Regions from separate parts of the Homo sapiens genome. Here region 2 is linked to region 1. A link is an interaction called in ENCODE POLR2A ChIA-PET data of the cell type or tissue named here. Cell type or tissue: IMR-90. All regions are shown on one strand. Links, peaks and the distances in the headings refer to the core of each region. The heading gives the core; the rest is flanking DNA. Region 1 holds the start of KLF4 (KLF transcription factor 4). Region 2 overlaps LOC105376205 (a long non-coding RNA gene).

Region 1 (10,220 bases), core at 7,690-10,189:
GTGGTGGTCCCCTGTTGCCACCCGACATACTGACGTGCTGGCGGGCCACGCGCGACTGCACCGCCCAGACATGGGGACTGGTCAGGCAGGAAGCACCCGGGAACCCAGGGCGCCAGCGCTGCAATCTCGGCCCACTCCCGGGTCGAAGAAGAGGTGATGCGTCTGTATTGCGGGTGTTATGTCCTGTCTGCCCAATTGCGTGTGAGCGAGCGCCGCGGCTGGTCCCTCCCCCTCCAGGTCCCGTGGACGTCCCCGGAATTGGCACACCGAGGCTCTCTCGGTGCGCTCTCGCCACGGGGCCGCCTACGCGCTAAACTCACTCTGGCCCAGCCAGTGTCTGGGGACGCGGCCACCTCCCGCCCGGTGGCCCGAGAGCGCCCGCCCTACCGACAGCGCGCCCGGGGACTGGTGAAGACCCGGCTTGCGCCCCAGGCGGCTCCGCAGTGCTCGCACCACGGGCATACACAGCTGAGCCAAGGACACGGAAGCTATCCCGGGAAGGTTGCGGAGTCCGCGCGGTGGCCGCTCCTTACCCTCGTTCAGTGGCTCTTGGTGACCCCAAGGCTCCGCCCGCCCCCACCACACCCACGAAAACCCACCGGGCGTTCCCGGCGGCCCGGAGCGATACTCACGTTATTCGGGGCACCTGCTTGACGCAGTGTCTTCTCCCTTCCCGCCGGGCCAGACGCGAACGTGGAGAAAGATGGGAGCAGCGCGTCGCTGACAGCCATGTCAGACTCGCCAGGTGGCTGCCTGCGAGCAAGGCAGGGAGCGGAGACAGGAGAGTCAGGGGCGGCTTTCGGCCGTCGTTCCGGCGCGTCCCACCGGTCCTCACCCCTCCCTGCTCCCAGCGCCGCGCGCCTCACCTACCTCATTAATGTGGGGGCCCAGAAGGTCCTCGGCAGCCCGAAGCAGCTGGGGCACCTGAACCCCAAAGTCAACGAAGAGAAGAAACGAAGCCAAAACCCAAAACCCCAAATTGGCCGAGATCCTTCTTCTTTGGATTAAATATAACTTGGAAGCGTCTTTTTTAAAAAGTTCCTTTGTATACAAAAGTTCTTAGAAAAGTTGTAAACGCAAAAATAGACAATCAGCAAGGCGAGTAAGTAGGTCCGGTGGCCGGGCTGCGCTCTCTTCCACTCAGCAGCGTCCCCCACCACTGTCGCGGTCGCCTCGAGTGCTGCCGTGGGCGCAGGGGCTGTGGCCGGGGCGGTGGGCGGGCGGTGCCGCCAGGTGAGACTGGCTGCCGTGGCGCGGAGCTGCGAACTGGTCGGCGGCGCAAGGCGCGGACTCCGGTGAGTTGTGTGGAGCGCGCGCGGCCATGGGCGCGGGCCACGGGCGGGTGGGAGGGTGGGGGGCCAGAGGGGCGGGGGAGGGTCACTCGGCGGCTCCCGGTGCCGCCGCCGCCCGCCACCGCCTCTGCTCCCCGCGCGCCCGCAGACACGTTCGTTCTCTCTGGTCGGGAAACTGCCGGCCGCCGGCGCGCGTTCCTTACTTATAACTTCCTTCGCTACAGCCTTTTCCTCCGCCTTCTCCCATGCCCCGCCCCTCCCTTTCTTCTCTCCGCCCCCCCCGAGGCTCCCTTCCATCGTTGCTATGGCAGCTAAATCAACAAACTCGGCGCACGTGGGGGCGGGGGAGGGGAAGGAGGGGCGCGGGCGGGGCTGGGCCGGGCCGTGACGCCAGCCAGGCAGCTGGCGGGCTGGAGCCGAGCTGACGCCGGCGGCAGTGGTGTCGGCGGCGGCGGCGGCGTCCGCCCCAGCGCGGGGCGCGAGGAACCGGGCGCAGGTTCGGTCGCTGCGCGACCAGGGCCGTACTCACCGCCATTGTCGGCTCCCTGGGTTCGAAGCCCGCGAAGACTGGTGGGGTCAGCGGGCGGCACGGTCACGCGTCCGCACCCCTGCTAGCATACGCGCTTGCCGCGCTGTCTGCGCGCTGGAGAAGAGCGCGATTATCCGCGTGACTCATCCAGCCCTCCATCTCCCCCTCCCTCTCTGCGCTCGCAGGAGTCCGCTCTCGTCGCTCAGCGCCAGTGCCGGTGGCGGTGCCGGCGCTCGGCCTGACCTCGCACGGTTCCTCGCGGGCCCTTCTGCTGAGGGGTGGGGGGCGCTAGGGGTGTGGAGAGGAGGCAGTGCCCAGCACTGTGCAGCGTGAACTGGGAGCCTCAAGAGAAGGCCAGAGGAGTGTTCCGCCGGGAACAGGCGGAAAGAGGCACGAATGGGGAGTTATGGTTTTGATACTTTAAATAGCGAGAAAGGGAGTGAAAGGGCTCAAGATTTACTCAGAGGCATAAGGGAGAGAAGAGGGACTGTGAGGCGCGGAGACAGTTTTCAACCAGCCATCTCGAAGCCCTTTCCTTTTTTTTTCTTTCTTTTTTTTTTTTTTGTGAGACAGAGTCTCGCTGTGTCGCCCAAGCTGGAATGCAGTGGCACGATCTCAGCTCAGTGCAACCTCCGCCTCCTGCGTCCAAGCGATTCTCCTGCGTCAGCCTCCCGAGTAGCGGGGATTACAGGCGTGCGCCACGACGCCGGCTAATTTTTGTATTTTTCGTGGAGACGGGGTTTCACCATGTTGGCCAGGCAGGTCTCGAACACCTGACCTCAAGTGATCAGCCTGCCTCGGCCTCCCGAAGTGCTGGGATTACAGGCGTGAGCCACTGCCTGTAATATTTGATGACTAAATTGCACTGTAGAATAATAATAATAATAGAAGACACCCATTAAAGAAGAATTAAACACTCACTGATGACTTTTCAAGCCACGCACTCTCCTTTCCACTTTATGGATGAGAAATTGAGTCATAAAGAGGTGAAATGGCCAGTAAAGGTCAAAGGACAACTCGTTCCTTCGGCTCAGGCTCCGGGTAGGTCAGGCCCCCCTAAAGGGACTTCCCTGGGAAGTGACCATGTGCCAGGAAGTGGAGCGATGCGGTGGGATCCTAGCTCTCAAAAAGTGCACACCGAGCCCGCCGCAGGCGTCCTTGCCCACCGGGAAGGGAATAGGAAACGGCGATCTTTACTTCAATCTTATAACGCTGCCTCCCCCACCCCCACTCTCCCCTTGGTTTGTGATCAGTAATTTTCCAGCTGGGAAATGTTTTGCTCTCATCTTCTTAGCAAACAGTATTTTTTTTTAAAACGTGAATGTGGTGTTCGGTATCACTTTCTAAACGTAGGTTTGGCGAGGTGTTTACTTTGGATTCCGGCGTTCGGCGCGGGACTCCGCCCCCCTCTCCACGGAGCCCCCTCACCGGCGAACGCTGGCGCTTAGGCTGGTGTCAACCTAGGAAAGAGAAGAGAGGGGACACTGGGGAAAGTGGTGGAAGCTCGGGCACCGGGCAGAGAGTGCGCTCACCCCTTTTTGAGTTCTAGTTGCCAATGTCCTTTGTCGTTGTCACCTGTTTGAACCCTGCGATTCTGGTACCTATTAGGTTTCCTCAGAATATTTGTGATACCTGATTTTTCCACTCCTCGCCGACCACAGAAGCATTCTTGGAATGCATCTCGCCCCGAATGAATTGACTCGGCCCTCCCTGCCAACGCCAGGAATCCCTCTAAGATCCAGAGTCGGACGCCCTTGAGTGTGACTTCCATCCTCTAGCTTGGCTCTGGCCAAGGGCTGCCAGGGTTGCAGCTGGGGGATGAGAGTGTTTTGGCAGGGAAACCGAGGTCCTCCTTCCTATGACCTCGAGGAGTTCAACCCCACCCCCCTATATAGGATCAGGCCAGTTACTTTAACTCTGATTTTTACTTTAAGCCCTTTTCAAACGGAGGAACCAAAAAAGGAAGACACCTGCCACTTCCTCCCCTACTCCTTTAATTGTGATGGCAACATCTTGGGATGCTGTGATTTGAGGGCTGCATGGGAAACTCACCACTTTTTCAGGAAAGCCAAAGTCCCTCACCCTGGATGAACAGTGGATGAGCCCTTGATTGGCAGCCATCTCCCTTGGGATGTAAACGTGGGTCAGGACTTGGAATTTCCAACTTAGGTAGGCAGCACACTAGATTATTTCTGCTTTACTTTTATTTCTCTAAGGCAGTAGCCCTTCCCCCTCAAAAAAAAAACTATCTGTAACCACCACAATGAAAAAACAATATTGCACAGAAGAATTGGAAAGCCACCATTATTATGTCACATAATCAAGACAAGATTCTGAAACTCGATTGAAAAAGATGAACTTGTTTCCAACCGGCCTTCTGAAGGATAAAAGCCAGTCTCTCTTCGTGGCAGGCAACTAGCTGGTTATTCCTCTGATTGCGTCACAAAGGGAAATCTGTATATTCACCCCAGATTTCTAAAAGAAGCAAGAAACTTCAAGTTCACAAATCATCTCTCAAGGCAGGTGCCCTGTATGACAACAAGGTTATGGCCCTCCCTGTCTTCAGAACAGGTAGGGCCAGAAGACTTAAATCCTTGCCCTATATAATTTATAAACATGAGGCTGAGTAAACCTTTGATGACTAAATTGCACTGTAGAATAATAATAATAGAAGACACCCTTTAAAGAAGAATGAAACACTCACTGGTGACTTTATTTCAGCAAACTGATATTACTAGTTTTGTGGACTAGAAGTTAATTATTAATGTCCTTGGAGTTATAAAATAATTTTTTTTCCAGCACAAACTGCATTAGTTGTCAGAAGATGTGATGAACACCATTAGTGCTAGGGGATTAATGTGGAGCCATGGAGGGGTGTGATAGACTGAAGAAGCTGCATCCATGTTTCAAATGAAAGATTCAGCACCCATAACTGGGTATGGGGTCTGGACACATAGAGCACCCCGTGACCTGGCTGCACCCTGGCTGGGTGTCTCTGCATAACTGCCGCAGGACTCAAGAAAAACTCAAAAAAAAAAAAACTTTTTTTTTTTTTTGAGACAGAATCTCACTCTGTAGCCCAAGCTGGAGTGCAGTGGCGTGATCTTGGCTCACTGCAACCTCCACTTCCAGGGTGGAGGTGGAAGCAGTTCTCATGCCTCAGCCTCCAGAGTAGCTGAGACTACAGGCGCGTTCCACCATGCCCAGCTAATTTTTTGTATTTTAGTAGAGATGGGGGTTTCACCATGTTGCCCAGGGTGGTCTCCAACTCCTGAGCTCGGGCGATCCACCCGCCTCCGCCTCCCAAAGTGCTGGGATTACAGGCATGAGCCACTGCGCCCTGCCTGAAAAACTGCTTTTTAAAAAAGTGAAAACAAGAGATAGATTTTAAGTACCCGAATTGCTTTGAAATGAAATCCCTGCTAATAAATAACTGTAAAAGGAGCTTGCAGCTTTCACAAGGTGGCAAAGCTTTTCTCAGTCTCCACCCTCATCTCCTTGTGAACTCCAGCCTCTTTTTTTTTTAAATTTTATTATTATTATACTTTAAATTCTAGGGTACATGTGCACAACGTGCAGGTTTGTTACATATGTATACATGTGCCATGTTGGTGTGCTGCACCCATTAACTCGTCATTTAGCATTAGGTATATCTCCTAATGCTATCCCTCCCCCCTCCCCCCCGCCCACAACAGTCCCCAGTGTGTGATGTTCCCCTTCCTGTGTCCATGTGTTCTCATTATAGACCAATGGAACAGAACAGAGCCCTCAGAAATAATGCCGCGTATCTACAACTATCTGATCTTTGACAAACCTGACAAAAACAAGCAATGGGGAAAGGATTCCCTATTTAATAAACGGTGCTGGGAAAACTGGCTAGCCATATGTAGAAAGCCGAAACTGGATCCCTTCCTTACACCTTATACAAAAATTAATTCAAGATGGATTAAAGACTTAAATGTTAGACCTAAAACCATAAGAATGCCAGCCTCTTTTTACCCTCTGTCTTGTGTAGACTTTAGAGGTTAGGAAAGTAGGCTTTGACTCTGTGTTTCCCAACATGACTCTGCTGCTTTCTAGCTGGGCAAGTTACTGACCTCACTTTGCACTTTGCCTGTTTCCTCTTCTGTAAAATGGGGATATTAATAATGCCTACTTCTTAGAGTGATGAGGATCAAATCAGATAATCTAAAGTAAAGTATTTAGCACAGACTTAACACTCAACACATAGTAGCTATTACTATCATCAGTATTCCCCAGGGTATCATAAACATGATGAGGCTGAGGCTACTGTTTTGTTCACTGCTATATCCCCAAGTCCTATTATAGTGCCTACCTAGCACATGGTAATGCCCTGTAAGTGTTTGTTGAGTGAATGAATAATGCATATTTAATGTGTTTTTTCTTTTTGAATAATCCATTAGCAGGAAGCTCATCTTTCAGCATCCACTGTAGACTCATTAATCCTCTTTCTTATCAAGAACCGCAACACACCCAGATTTAAAATTTCGTCATTCTCTCCCCGGTTTCTAAGACAGAAACCTAGATTTTCTTCAACTCCTGCCTTATTTTCTTTGACCTGAGCATCCAGACATCTACAAAACTCAGCCATTTCCATTCCTAAATATCCCCACTATCTTTTTACTACTCTCGGGCTGCTTTGGTTTAAGCTTGCCTCATTTACAGCTTTTTGTTGTTGTTGTTGTTGTTTTGAGACGGGTCTCATTCTATTGCCCAGGTTGGAGTGCAATGGCACTATCTTGGCTCACTGTAACCTCCACTGCCCGGGCTCAAGCGATCCTCCCACCTTAGCCTCCCGAGTAGCGAGTATCTTGTGGCACTGATTCTTTTTTTTTTTTTTTTATTTTGATAGAGATTTCGTCATGTTGGCCAGGCTGGTCTCAAACTCCTGTGTTTAAGCCATCCACCCACCTCGACCTCTCAAAGTGCTGGGATTACACACGTAAGCCACTGTGCCCAGCCTCATTTACAGATTTAATTATGTCTGTACACTCCAAATAGTCCTCTTGTCTCCTCCCTCAGAGCCCCACTGGCATTCTCCAGCTAGATCTAATCCATTTTGCTAACAGACCACCACAGTTCTGTCTCTACTCACCTCCCCACCAGCCAGTCTTTCAACAGCTCCACTTTGCCTAGAGGAATAAAACCAAACTGTTTGGCTTGATGTACCCAACACTTACTACTCTGGCCCTAGACAAACTTTCCAGAATCTTCTCTAGAGACTGACCTCACCCTCTCTAAACTCTTAACTGGATGTTCTCTCAAATCCCTGAATACAGGATGTGTATTTTCATCAGCTGTTTTTCCTGTCTGAAATGCCCTTTCTCCCCTCAGGGCCCTCATCGTACCCAAACTCCAAAAAGTCCCTCTTAATTGTTCCTTGGTCTATGAGTTCCCTTTTAAGCCAGTCCTTTTTTCTCTGAGCTCTAACAAAGCTGTGTAATGACTGCTAGGATGTTTACCCAGTGGACTTGCATGATCTGGTTGTTTGTAGCTCCTGTTCCCCTATGGCATCTTCAGGACAAATGCCCAATGACCATTAATTGTAGAATGAATGAAGAGAGCAAAACTGACTTGGTAAACTATTAATGGGGTAGAGGCAGGGAGGGAGTCAGGGGACCTGGTCCTTGTCAATAGCATTTCTCTCTAGTTGAGAGGGTCATTGGTTTGGTACTTCATTTTCCATCCCTTCTCTTTCTTCACCACTTCATCTCTTTCTTTGAAAAGTTCTATGAAGGAAAACTTTTCAAAGAAAGTTATGAAGGAAATAAAATCCTTCATAACTCTGTACTCTCAAAAACAGTTGGACAAAGTAATAGAACAGTGCTGGCCAAGGCATTGTAATAAAACAAACTTGAAAACACAAACAAAAATAACCAAAATCCAAACCAAAACCAAATGGAGAAAGAGTCCACTCTTTTCTGCAGCCAAATTCATTGCCTTTCAAAACCCAAACCTTAAGGGTTGAAGTTTTTAGAGCAGAAAATGAATCACAGACATTTAAAAATCAATTCTCAGAAATTTCATTAGAATCTTTTTCGTGAACCCTTAGGTTTGATCACTTAAGTTACATTCTTAGCTCAAAAAACTTAGGCCCAATACATCCTTTAAGCTATTTAAAAATAAAATCTAAAATTAATGAAATTATTTTCAAGACTTTTGAAATATTCTGACTGCAATATATTAAATTCAGCTTTTCAGTGTCCTCAACTTGTTCTGAGATATTAAAAAGGATACAAAAAAAATCCCTCTTTTTAGGTTGCTGATTTTTTTTACTTTATTTATTTATGTATTTATTTATTTTTTAATAAATAAATGAGTCACCACACCCGGCCAGGTTGCTTATTTTTAAATGTCTGTTTAAGCAGAGAGAAATATTTTTTAATGGCTCACACCTGTAATCTCAACACTTTGGGAGACCGAGGTGGGTGAATCACAAGGTCAGGAGTTCAAGACCAGACTGGCCAACATATAGCGAAACCCCATCTCTACTAAAAAATACAAAAATTAGCTGGGCGTGGTGGCGCATGCCTGTAGTCCCAGTTACTTGGGAAGCTGAGTCAAGAGAACAGCTTGAACCCAGGAGACGGAGGTTGCAGTGAGCCAAGATCGCACCACTGCACTCCAGCCTGGGCAACAGAGCAAGACTCCGCCTCAAAAATAAAAAAAGAAATATTTTGTAAGAGTGAGGTACATCTCAGTAGTATTTCCCTTAACAAAACATTTTGTAAGAGTGAGGGGCATCTCAGTAATATTTTCCTTAATAAAAGAAATTGCAGGCTAGCATTTACCATCTTCGTAGAGCATGACTCCAATACTATATGCATTTGAAACACATTTAAAAGTAAATGAACTAGCAAATTTTAAAAGTATTTAAATTTTAATGAAAGAATAAAAGTACTTAAATGAACCAGCAAAGAAGTCAGTGGGCAGAGAAAAACCTGTTGCTGGAATTTTCTTCTTCACTTGGTTCACCAAGTTTTGCCTGCTTCCCCTGGGGGAGAATTATCTCTGAAAAGAGAACCAAGAGTCTACTTCCTTTATTTAAAAGCCTCAGTGCCTCAGATTCTTAGACTAAGACAACGTCGTTCTTCTGAGGAAAACAAAGTCCCTAGGTTTAGATTGGATTGGAGGTAACATTTTTGTTTTATGGAAAATGTAGGAATGTTGAAGGTACAAAAATGAATGCTTCACACCCTGAGAAATGCAAACAAGAAAAAAACAATTCTGTGTTTAATTCTCTTTCAGTTTGTGGGCTGGACAAGAGGGGAGCTTATTTTTGCCAATTTGAAATTATGTACTTTGAGCCAGGGAAATGATTTAAAAAAAAATTAAGAATGCATTTTATTACCCTGTAGTTGACTTTTTTTTCACAAACATTGTGTTTGTTAATCAATTTTAATGTCCTGGCTAGTGGGAAGGGGGCTAGCGAGTGCCAATGTGGAGGAAAAAAAAAAAAAAAAAAGCCAAACGAATGTTCTGGCAGCAACTAAATATCTCATACAGTGTGTGATGCCTTATTCAAACTCGAATCTAGATGCAAACTCCTCTTATATCCAGGGATGACCAGAAGCTTCTTAAAGGGGGAAGCCCCTGGAATAGTTACCTAATCTTAGAAGAATTCCCAGCATTATCATTGATAATAAAAAAGGTAATCTAGTGAAAGAGTGAACTTGGTCTATGGTGTCAGTTATTGATGAATTTTTCTGGTTGCTACATTTACCTAACAGTTCTCAGAGCAAAGTGTTGAATTTCAATGTTCTGATGTTTCATTCAGCAAACTCAGTTTTCCATTTGAAAAGAAGCTCATTTGGGTTTCTTTAAAGACAAGACAATATCTTTGGTCTATCTGAGTGCAGATTAGAGTGTCCTTGTCTGACTTTAATTCTTAGAGCCATCTTGCCGTAACTCAATTAAGGAGGAGAACTTGACAGAATTCTCTGGGCTGTGGGAGAAGAAATGACAGGGATGAATAGTGCACAGACTCTGGGGGCATAGGTAGGATCTGCCACGCAAGGGTTTGGACTCCAGGCCCTGAGTTGCATCTTACAAGCCAGGTGACCTTGGACAAGCTACATCATCTAGTTGCACTGTACTTTCCTTGTCTGCAAAATGGGTCTACGAATGTACCTGCTTCCAAGGCCAGTGTGAGCATTAAGTGAGATACTGGCATTAATGTTAGTGTGTCCCCTCTACCAGTGAAACCTTACACAGTTAATCCCCCTTTGATAACTTCAAATTGGTCCTGCAGTATTCAGCACTGGAAGATGATATAATATCTTGGTTTGAAGAGTGAAATGCTTTGTCACAGTATTTTCTTTCCCCAAAATATTTCAGTGTCACTACAGATCCACAACCAAAGACCAGGCTCACAGAAA
Region 2 (10,220 bases), core at 3,694-6,193, 150 kb after region 1:
CTGGCAGCAGTGGATACGGGGCCAAGTCACATGGAGGCCAGTTGAGGAAACAGTGGGTGTTGGCCTGGAGAAGAGCAGTCTTGGGCAGGACATAAGAGTTTTATTTGCACAACTAAAGGGCTGTCATAGGGCAGTGGGAGCAGGTATGTTCTGACGGGGTCCAAGGTGAGGAACTAAAACCATTGGTCTGGCTATATCACAGGGAAGCAATAGAAGAAAATAGTTAAAGGCTGTAGAGCCAGGGGCTCAAATCTCAACTTCACCACTGGTTAGTATTATTAAATTTTTAGAGACAGGGTCTTGCTGTGTTATCAGGCTAATCTCAAACTCCTGACCTCAAACAATCATCTGACCTTTGCCCCAGGGATTACAGGCAATGCCAGTGCTGTATTACGGGCATGAGCCACCTCACCTAGCCAATTTCACCACTTATTCACTTGGACAGATTATTTAAGCTCTCTGGGCTTCTGCTTCTTCATCTGTAAAATGGAGCTAACAGTAATACATTTCTCATGGAGTTATTGAGAGGATTAGATGTATGTATAGATATAAAATTAAATTTGCCCAATTCTCTCTATTATAGTCATATATAACTATCTGATACTTTTTTTTTTTTTTTGAGACGGAGTCTGGCTCAGTTGCCCAGGCTGGAGTGCAGTGGTGCGATCTCGGCTTACTGCAAGCTCCGCCTCCCGGGTTCGCACCATTCTCCTGCCTCAGCCTCCCGAGAAGCTGGGACTACAGGCGCCCGCCACTACCCCCGGCTAATTTCTTGTATTTTTTAGTAGAGACCGGGTTCCACCATGTTAGCCAGGATGGTCTTGATCTCCTGACCTCATGATCCATCTGCCTCGGCCTCCCAAAATGCTGGGATTACAGGCGTGAGCCACCGCGCCTGGCCAATGCTTTTTTTTTGATAGAGTCTTGCTTTGTCGCCTAGGCTGGAGTGCAGTGGTGCAATCTCAGCTCACTGCAACCTCCGCCTCCCAGGTTCAAGTGAGTCTCCTGCCTCAGCCTCCCAAGTAGCTGGAATTACAGGCATGTGCTATCATGCCTGCTAATTTTTGTATTTTTTAGTAAAGACAGGGTTTTGCCATGTTGGGCTGGCTGGTCTTGAACTCCTGACCTCAAGTGATCTGCCTGCCTCGGCCTCCCAAAGTGCTGGGATTACAGCTATAGATATATGTCTCAACAACTGTCTTTTGTCTGGGTGTAGTGGCTCACGCCTGTATCCTCACACTTTGGAAGGCAGAGGTGGGAGGATCACTTGAGCCCAGGAGTTGAGACAAGCCTGTACAACTTGACCAAACCCTGTCTCTACCAAAAAAATACAAAAATTAGCTGGGCATGGTAGCATGCACCTGTAGTCCCAGCTATTCAGGAGGCTGAGGTGGGAGGATGGCTTGAGAATGGGAGATGGAGGTTTCAGTGAGGTGAGCTGAGATTGTGTCACTGTACTCGAGCATGGGTGACAGAGCCAGGCCCTGTTGCAAAAGCAACAACAACAACATCTTTTTCTCTGCATATGACTGTATGGATATTTTATTTCTCTACCTATAGTCAGTCACATGTAGAGAGAAAGACAGTTGGGTTGCTCACCCATGGGTTCAACCAAACATGGCTTAAAAAAAAATTTTTTTTTTTTTGAGATGGAGTCTCGCTCTGTAGCCCAGGCTGGAGTGCAGTGGCGCGATCTCGGCTCACTGCAAGCTCTGCCTCCCAGGTTCACGCCATTCTCCTGCCTCAGCCTCCCAAGTAGCTGGGACTACAGGCGCCCACCACCGCGCCCAGCTAATTTTTTGTATTTTTAGTAGAGACGGGGTTTCACCATAAAAATATTTTTTTAAAAACCATCTTTACTGAACATGTACAGATTCTTTTTTTCTTGTCATTATTCCTTAAACAAAATAGTGTAGCAAACATAGTGTAACAACTACTTACATAGCATTTACATTGTATCAGGTATTATAAGTAATCTAGAGATGACTTAAAGTACATGGAGGATGTGGTTAGCTTATATGGCAAACCAAATTTTATGTCAGCAACTTGAGCATCTGTGGATTTTGGTATCCTCCAGAGTTTCTGGGACTAATCCCCCATGGTTACCGAGAAATGACTGAACAGCTCTTGGAACAGTACCCTGTAGATGTTAGCTATTTTTAGCTCTTCTTGGAGAAACCAAGGAAGACTTTCTAGAGGACACAGAGCTGGGATTTAAAAGGTGGATATGGGATACATCTGAGCAAGGGCATGGCTAGGAGGAGGGCTGGCAAGCACAGAGGCGAGGAGAGACCCCTCCTGGTATGTTGGGCTGCTCCATGTAGTGTAGCATCCTGTAGGGAAAGCAATGAGAGATGGGGTTGGAGGAGCTGCCAGGGCTGGTTCATGGAGAGCTGAGCATCTGAGTTAGGAGCTTGGTCCTGTAGATCAGTGCTGCTTAAACTTGAGCATGCATCAGAATTATCTAGAGGGCTCATTAGAACACACGCTGTTGGGTCCCACCCTTAGAGATTCTGACCCAGTCGGTCCGGGGTGGGGGTTGAGAATTTGCCTGTTGAGCAAGTTCCCAGATGACACTGATGATGCTAGTCCAGGGAACATCTGGAAACCATCCCCCTCCACTGCAGGTGGAGAACTTTGATAACTCCTGCTGTAGATCCCATAGGCAATGGGAGGATTGAGCCAGGTTCAAGGGCAGGTCTCAGGAAAAATGCACTCGGTCTTGCTACTGCTGAGGCCGCATGAGCAGCCACCTGAGACCAGAATGGAAGAGTGTCTAGAGGTGGAATAGCTGGGGCTGGCATCCTCTGTTCTCTGAGAACGGCTATAAGCCAATTTTGTTAGTAGACCCGGTGGAAGCAGAACTCAGTAGGCATGCTCCAAGGGCAGGGTGGCAGCTGGGTGCCACTCCAGGCCACTTCACCCTTGATTTTCTGCCTTTATTAAGGGTAGCCATGGAAAGGGTGACCTACTTCCTGGGGATCCCAGGGATAGACATCTGAAATCCAGACAGCAAAAGGAAACCTCTTAACTGCTGCTCCTCCAGACCCACGGCCCATGGCCTGACGCCTACCTGGGTCCCTGTCAGTAACTGCGGCGGCAGCTTCCTGGATTGCTGAGGCGGAGAGGACACCGATCAAGGCTTCATCCCACCCTCTCTCTCTGTCAGTGCTGGGGGAAAAACAATATTTAGTTAGTTAAACACCCGGCTGCGGTTTCATTTGAAAAGCTGGATTTGATTAGGAGACTGCAGGGATTGATTTATGAGGACAGCTGAAAAAAAGAACAAGCATAAATATGGAGAACTCACCCAAATGATGACTAAGAGAGGACGAATATACAGAGTCCTCACAAGTGGAGACGGAAAGGACTTATTAAGGTTTTTGGTCCCATATCGGGTTTATGTAGTCACAGTTCCTGACGGTATTTTTCAAGATCTCAGCCTAGACCTGTTTTAAGTCAAGGGGTACATTAGGTGTGGAGGTGCCCACTTTTCCTAGGAGATTTCCACCTCTGAAAGAAATAGTTTTTCATATATATATAAAATGGATATATTGTATGATATATTGTAAATGAATATATTCTATATAATGATATGTAATATATATGACATAAAAATATATATGAAATATATATTTTTTTCTTCCTGTAGCAGCCTTGTAAAGGGATATTCACTAATGCATTGTTTGAAAATGAAAAATTGGAAACAGTCTAAGCTGTCCATCACTGGGGGGGATGATTAGATAATGGATCACTTACCCAGACTGTGGAATTGTTAAGGGGTGGTTTACAAAGAGTGCTGTAGTTCTGGGTCTGTACATGCAGTGATCTCGGGTGCAGGCAGTAAGATTCAGGAGAACATGTAGGGTTGGTCCCTTTAATATAAAAGCAGGCCAGGTGCAGTAGCTCATGCTTGTAATCCCAGCACTTTGGGAGGCTGAGGCGGGTGGATCTTCTGAGGTCAGGAGTTTCAGACTGGCCTGGCCAACATGGCAAAACCCCGTCTCTACTAAAAATACAAAAATTAGCTGGGCATGGTGGCAAACACCTGTAATCCAAGCTACTCTGGAGACTGAAGTAGGAGAATTGCTTGAACCTGGGAGGTGGAGGCTGCAGTGAGCCAAGATCGTGCCACTGCACTCCAGCCTGTGCAACAGAGTGAGACTCAATCTCAAAACAAACGAACAAAAAAAACAAACAAACAAAATAAAGCACACACACACACACAGAGTCACATATTTCTCCTATGAACAAATATGGGGATAAACTCATAGCCGAAGGCTTGGAGGGATGCACATCAGAATTAGGAGAGTGGTGGGATGGGTGAGTTTCAAGGGAGGTTTCTGCTTTGTATGTAATGTTTGAGTGTTTGCTTTGAGATGTATTGATGTATTACTTTTATAATTAAAAAATGATTAAAAACATAAGCAAATCTTTCCCTGAACTCCTATGGGAAGAATGACGAGAACCGCAGCTCCGGCCCCTCCATACCTTTCCTCAGGACCTCGGCAGTGTCCTTTGCTCTTCAGCCCATAGGATCTATCTCTTGTCTTTGGGTCCTACTGGTGCCCACATGCTCCAGAAGTCCCTCCCCCGGCCTGCCCTCCAAGACTTAACCTGGCCTTGACCTGAGCGTCATGTCAGTGTCACCCATGTGACTGGCCTCACCTCGTCTCACCTGAGCCCACACAAAGCTACTTCCTGGGGCATCTTCAAGAAAGCCCCCAGGGCTCCAGCTCTCCTCTTGGACTGGCTCTTGTAGTTTGGCATGACCCCCTTTTCCTTACCTCCCTCTCTACCTCCCCTCCTTCTCTCTACTGGAGCAGAAGAAGTGGGGGTGAGACCACATAAGCCACACCATCACACAAGGACACCCTCCAAGGTCCCACCCCACTGGGGGTCTCTGCACAGCCCCAGCCTACCTCCCTTTTTTCCTTCCCAAGATGTAACGCTTGTCTTACTGGCCCACTGCCTAGAAAGTGATGGGCAGTTGTTAACTTCTGCACTGATTCCAGAATCTCATTCCTGGGAGGTCTGGCCTGGTGGTGCCCACAGGTCAATGGTGGGCAAAAGAGAGATCTTCTGGGACACTCATGGGATCATGTTTTTCCACTTCCCTCAGTAATCTAGCCAAAAAGCACACAAGCTGAAAGCGCCTCGCTTTTGTCATTTGTAAGCTGAGAAGGCTGGCTCTGGTGGTTTCAGAACTTGCCTCCAGCTCTGACATCCAGTGTTTCCTTGCATGCCTTTGTTGGTGCTCACCTCTCCAGTGTGGCTCTTGGACCATCTGTCTCATTCCAACAGCAACCCTGTGGAGCAGGCAGGGCCGCTCACATTTTCCCCGTCCTACAGTGTATGGAGATAGCCTGCAAAGACAAGGCTTAGAGATGTCAAAGATGGCCCAAGCTCATTCAGCTGGTATCAGAGTCCTGGGCAGGAATTTGCACAGAAAGGTCTTCAGAGAGTCTATTCAGAAGTAAGAGTTTCTCTGGTGGGTAAGAGGAAAAGGATCACCCAGGCAGGGAAAGAATTGCATAAAGGAATTGGGGGTGAGAGGACGGGAGCATGGTGATTAGCTCAATGAGGCTGCAGCAAGGGAGTATGAAAAGGAATTGGATGGAGAGGTCATTGGGACACCTTTCCGTCTCCTTATAAATAAGTCTACCTCAAATACTTCCTCCTCCAGGAAGCCTTCTGGCAATGGTGTACTGGTAAATGTTAAACACTCATTATCTTTCCAAAAATGAAATAAAATAAAAAGCCTTTATTTATAGTGTTGGCCAATGACCCCCTCCAGTCTGATATCAAGTTAGCAAAGTGAAGTTACTGAATGCTCAGGAAAAAATACACAGTCAGCTCTGGGAAGTAAGTAAGTGCCACCTCGAGCACACCACAAGGTTACTAACTCTTCTCTCTGCCCCGAAACTTGTGGTGGCCTCTGTGGCTTAGCAACTATCACATAGCTGAAATCATCTGTGTATAGGTCTCTTACATGAGACTGTGTGAGTTTTTAAAGGTTAGCACCCATGTTTTGATTAAAGGGTTTAATGATGATTAAGTGAATTGAACCTATTATTAAAATGTGTGAATACATATAACACGCTTAGAAGTGCTCATATAAGTGAAAGCTATGCCTACTAGCTGTTACCTTTGTCTCCCAGTAAAGGCCAGAAGCACCAAGATGTCTGTTGAAGGGATGAATTAATTCTTAACCTAAATGGGTACCCAAGCTCTGTTTTCCTTATTCTTCTTGTTTTTACAGATTATTTCTTTGCTGAAAATAAATTTTTAATTTTTTTTTTTTGTAAAGATTAGGGTCTTGCTATCTTGCCCAGGCTGGTCTCAAACTGTTGGCCTCAAGTGATCTTCCCACCTTGGCTTTCCAAAGTGCTGGGATAATAAGCTTGAGCCAATAGGCCTGGCCTGTCCAAAATAATTTAGAATTCTATGCAAGTTTTTGTTTCATGGTGAAAACTCTCTCACCAAATTCTTTTGGACAACAAGGGCCCTCCCAATCCATTCTGTCAACACTGGCACAATCATGGTGGGGTGAATTGAATTTGGATTCTGATGGAGGCTTCTCACTTTTTTTAGCTGGGCATCTGAGTGCTGTACCTCTCTGAGCCAAGTTTCATTATCGGAAAAAGGAAGACATGCCATCAACTTCCATGGGGTTAATGAGACCAGTAAACAAGTTTTGGAGCTGCACCAGTTGTCCTGTTCGTTTCCCATCCCCATCCCCATGTTCTACCCTTCCCTGCCCTTCTCCGTTGGTGCCTGGAAGTCGACTGCGACAGCACTCCTTGGCCTCAGCCATCCCCTGGAACTTAGCTAGTGGGAATAGCGGCAGAAGATTGGGGGCATGTGGGAGGAGAAAGACGCTCCCTTCTGGCCAGGCACTGTGGCTCACGCCTGTAATCCCAGCACTTTGGGAGGTCGAGGCAGGTGGATCACGAGGTCAGGAGATTGAGACCATCCTGGCTAACATGGTGAAACCCCGTCTCTACTAAAAATACAAAAAATTAGCCGGGCGTGGTGGCACGTGCCTGTAGTCCCAGCTACTCGGGAGGCTGAGGCAGGAGAATCACTTCAACCTGGGAGATGGAGGTTGCAGTGAGCCAAGATCACGCCATTGCATGCCAGCCTGGGCAACAGAGCGAGACGCCATCTCAAAAAAAAAATAAAATAAGGCTCCCCTTTGCTTCAGCTTGGTCTGACCAATGATACATCACACATCACAGCCTCCACGATCCAGCTCCAGCTCCCAGTGGTGGCTGCCAATCTCCTTGGGCTCCAGCTCTTAGCCAGGCATAGGGTTGAGGAGGAATTAGGTCTTCAGCCTTCTTAGTCCCAGAGTGTCTCAAAATACATTGTTATTCCATGCAATCCTACCCAGACCTTGACAAATAGTCCCTTTAATATAATTTATTTTAAGTATCCCAGACCAGTATGTCATCTGCTTTCTGCCAGTACCTGGACAATATCAAATCTGGTGTCTGGGCTGTAAGAGAGGTTTAATAATAATAACCTGAGCAGCCAGTCTTTATTCAGGATTTAGCTTGGGCATTATGGCCAGTCATTTTTCTGTTTCAGTTTTTTTAAGAACCATTATATCATTGAATCTTCACAAAGGCGCTGTGTGGGAGATATTAATTATTATACCCATTTTGCAGATGAGAAAAGTAAAGCTTTAAGGTGTTAGTGATTAGCTAAGTCATCCAGCTAGTATGCAGGGGAATCAGGATTCAAATTAGTTGATGTTAATAATACTGTTATTTGGCGAACAGGGACCAAATCTTAGACTCTGACTCTCACTGCAGTCTTGTACCCAGAAGTGCTCGGCAGACACTCGCTGATGGATGGAGGCTTGTAGTTCAGAGCCCTAAGTTTCTGCCTCATCTGTGTTTTCCGGGAGTTCTCCCTGTGGCTTCAGGGCCACACGTGCCTCTACAGACCCTTGCTTCTTGTTCAGAGAGTGTCTGGGCTGCTGTGTTCCCAAACAAGCCCTGGGGATGGAGTTTTTCTTTCATTACTTCTTGCCCATATTTCTACACACTCTGAGCTGCCAGCACAGCCTCCTTGTTCCTCCACCCTCCTGGTCACTCATGCCCACTGGTGTTTACAATACGCCTCCAGCATCTGTGGACTTCATTACAGCCTGTGCTACACCCTCTTCCTGCTCATCGGTGCAGACTGCATGAGGCCAGACTGAACACAGCTCCCCAGGGTGCCTGCCAGACACTTCCACCAGCCCTGCCAGATTCCCTTCTCTGGGGACAGCCAGCCAACCTCTAATCCAGGTGTCTCTGCAGGATAAACATTCCCCATGGGGCACCAAAGCCATATTCTGTTCTAGCCTGTGCTATAGTTAGCACTATTTGGAGAGTGACTTAGAGCATTAGTTTTGGAGTCAGGAAGACCTGCCACTTAGTAGCGCTGTGATCTTGGTTCAGTAGACTAACTTCTCTGACCCTCGTGTTCCTAGTCTGGAAAACTGAAGATAAATAGAGTTGAGAAATGGGATTGTTCCATGGAAAGCACCTGGCTCATCTTAGGCACAGAATTCATTCTCTCTTCCTCCTAAAGACCACTCTGGGGATACTAACGAGCAAGAAGTAGAGTACATTTGTCATTTATTTGCTTATTTTTGTAGTGCTCTTGACTAGGTGTTGATATATTATCAGAGATTATAAACACAATTATCCCCATTTTATAAACATTCCAAGTTCAGAGAGCTTAAGTTAATTTGCTTATATTCACCCAAATAACAGGTTGGGTTTACCATTGACCCTAATTTAAACTGACTCTCTATTTTTAATTTTCTCTTGTCATTTTTTTTTTCAGAAATGAAAAGAAACAACTAAGTGATATTCGCCTAAATGAAACTGCCTGTATTTCTTGTAAAAAGATAGTCGCCTTTGCTCTCTGCACTTTTTTTTGTTTGTTTGTTTGTTTTTTGAGACAGAGCCTTGCTCTGTTGCCCAGGCTGGAGTGCAGTGGTACGGTCTTGGCTCACTGCAACCTCCACCTCCTGGGTTCCAGCGATTCTTGTGCCTCAGCCTTCCCAGTAGCTGGGATTACAGGCGTTCACTACCATGCCCAGCTAGTTTTTATATTTTTAGTAGAGATTGGGTTTCGCCATGTTAGCCAGGCTGGTCTTGAACTCCTGGCCTCAAGTGATCTGCCTGCCTCAGCCTCTCAAAGTGCTGGGATTACAGACATGAGCCACCCCACCTGGCCTATTTTTCTTTATCCAGATATTCTCTCATGAAAGTAGTTGTCATTTGTGACTCCATAATCTCATTATCTAGTTTTCTCTGCTCCTTGGATGAGCTGAACTTTCCAAGCCCTTTTTGAGATATTGCCTATCAAGGATGAAATGCAGGAAAGTCATACTCTCAGTGGACTGACATGGGAGTGTTTATTCCGTAGGACTCAAGTCAGGACTTGGGTTGGGGCTAAAGTCGGGGATGGTCTGGATGACAGAATGAATTTGACATCATTGTCATTGTTATGCATTTTCTCCTTATTAAGCTCAGAAGTTGAGGCATGTTTAAGAGTTTCTTTCTTCTTATATCATTGTTTTATTTGAGAATTTAAATAGGGCTGTGAGCTTTCACTCACCACCATATTATGAGCTCCCTGCTGGGTCTCACTGATCTCTGAACCTTGTATGGCCCCTTCTACAGTGCTTTGCATACAATGGCGGACAAACTTGAATGAACGAACATTTATGGAGCACTCTATTGTTCTCTATATTATTCTGTTTGCTTGCATGGATAGCGGTGGACACTGGTTCTGAACCTGATTGGACCTTCCGGCTCTACATGTAGTGCTTTCCTCACACTTCAGCTGTCCGGCAATATCTCTATCAATGATGGTTGTTGAGCAAGATTTGTCTTTTCTTTTAAAGACTGCCAGTGATGTCATATATGGTGTTGGGGGAAGGAAGGTGAATAAGAAATATATAGAGAGGGCTGGGCGTGGTGGCTCAGGCCTGTAATCCCAACACTTTGGGAGGACGAGGTGGGTGGATCATGAGGTCAGGAGATTGAGACCATCCTGGCCAACATGGTGAAACCCTGTCTCTACTAAAAATACAAAAATTAGCCAGGAGTGGTGGTGTGCACCTGTAGTCCCAGCTACTCAGGAGGCTGAGGCAGGAGAATCACTTGAACCCCGGAGGCAGAGGTTGTACCACTGCACTCCAGCCTGGGCAA

What was found. ChIA-PET counts read pairs that join two places held together with the same protein. Peaks named below come from ENCODE experiments on the same cell type or tissue, not always from the same donor. Only the 100,000 strongest peaks of a DNase experiment are listed, where the experiment ranks them.
Region 2: POLR2A ChIA-PET joins it to region 1 with 17 read pairs; 5 of 35 experiments call an interaction of 5 or more read pairs at or near these places.

The regions. Positions count from the first base shown.
Region 1 is chr9:107,488,298-107,498,517 of GRCh38, forward strand. It overlaps KLF4 (KLF transcription factor 4), which reads right to left and starts at 1,472. Exons shown (of 5, transcript NM_004235.6): 1 at 871-1,472; 2 at 633-753. The coding sequence starts at 875. RefSeq lists silencers at 284-333, 985-1,184, 1,544-1,753. In IMR-90, for the core only: no CTCF peak of the experiment used is centred there; no DNase peak of the experiment used is centred there.
Region 2 is chr9:107,645,269-107,655,488 of GRCh38, forward strand. All of the region lies in intron 8 of LOC105376205 (a long non-coding RNA gene), which reads left to right. Among named protein-coding and RNA genes, the nearest start is that of KLF4, 160 kb to the left of the region's middle. RefSeq lists a silencer at 4,615-4,787. In IMR-90, for the core only: no CTCF peak of the experiment used is centred there; a DNase peak (open chromatin) is centred at 5,253.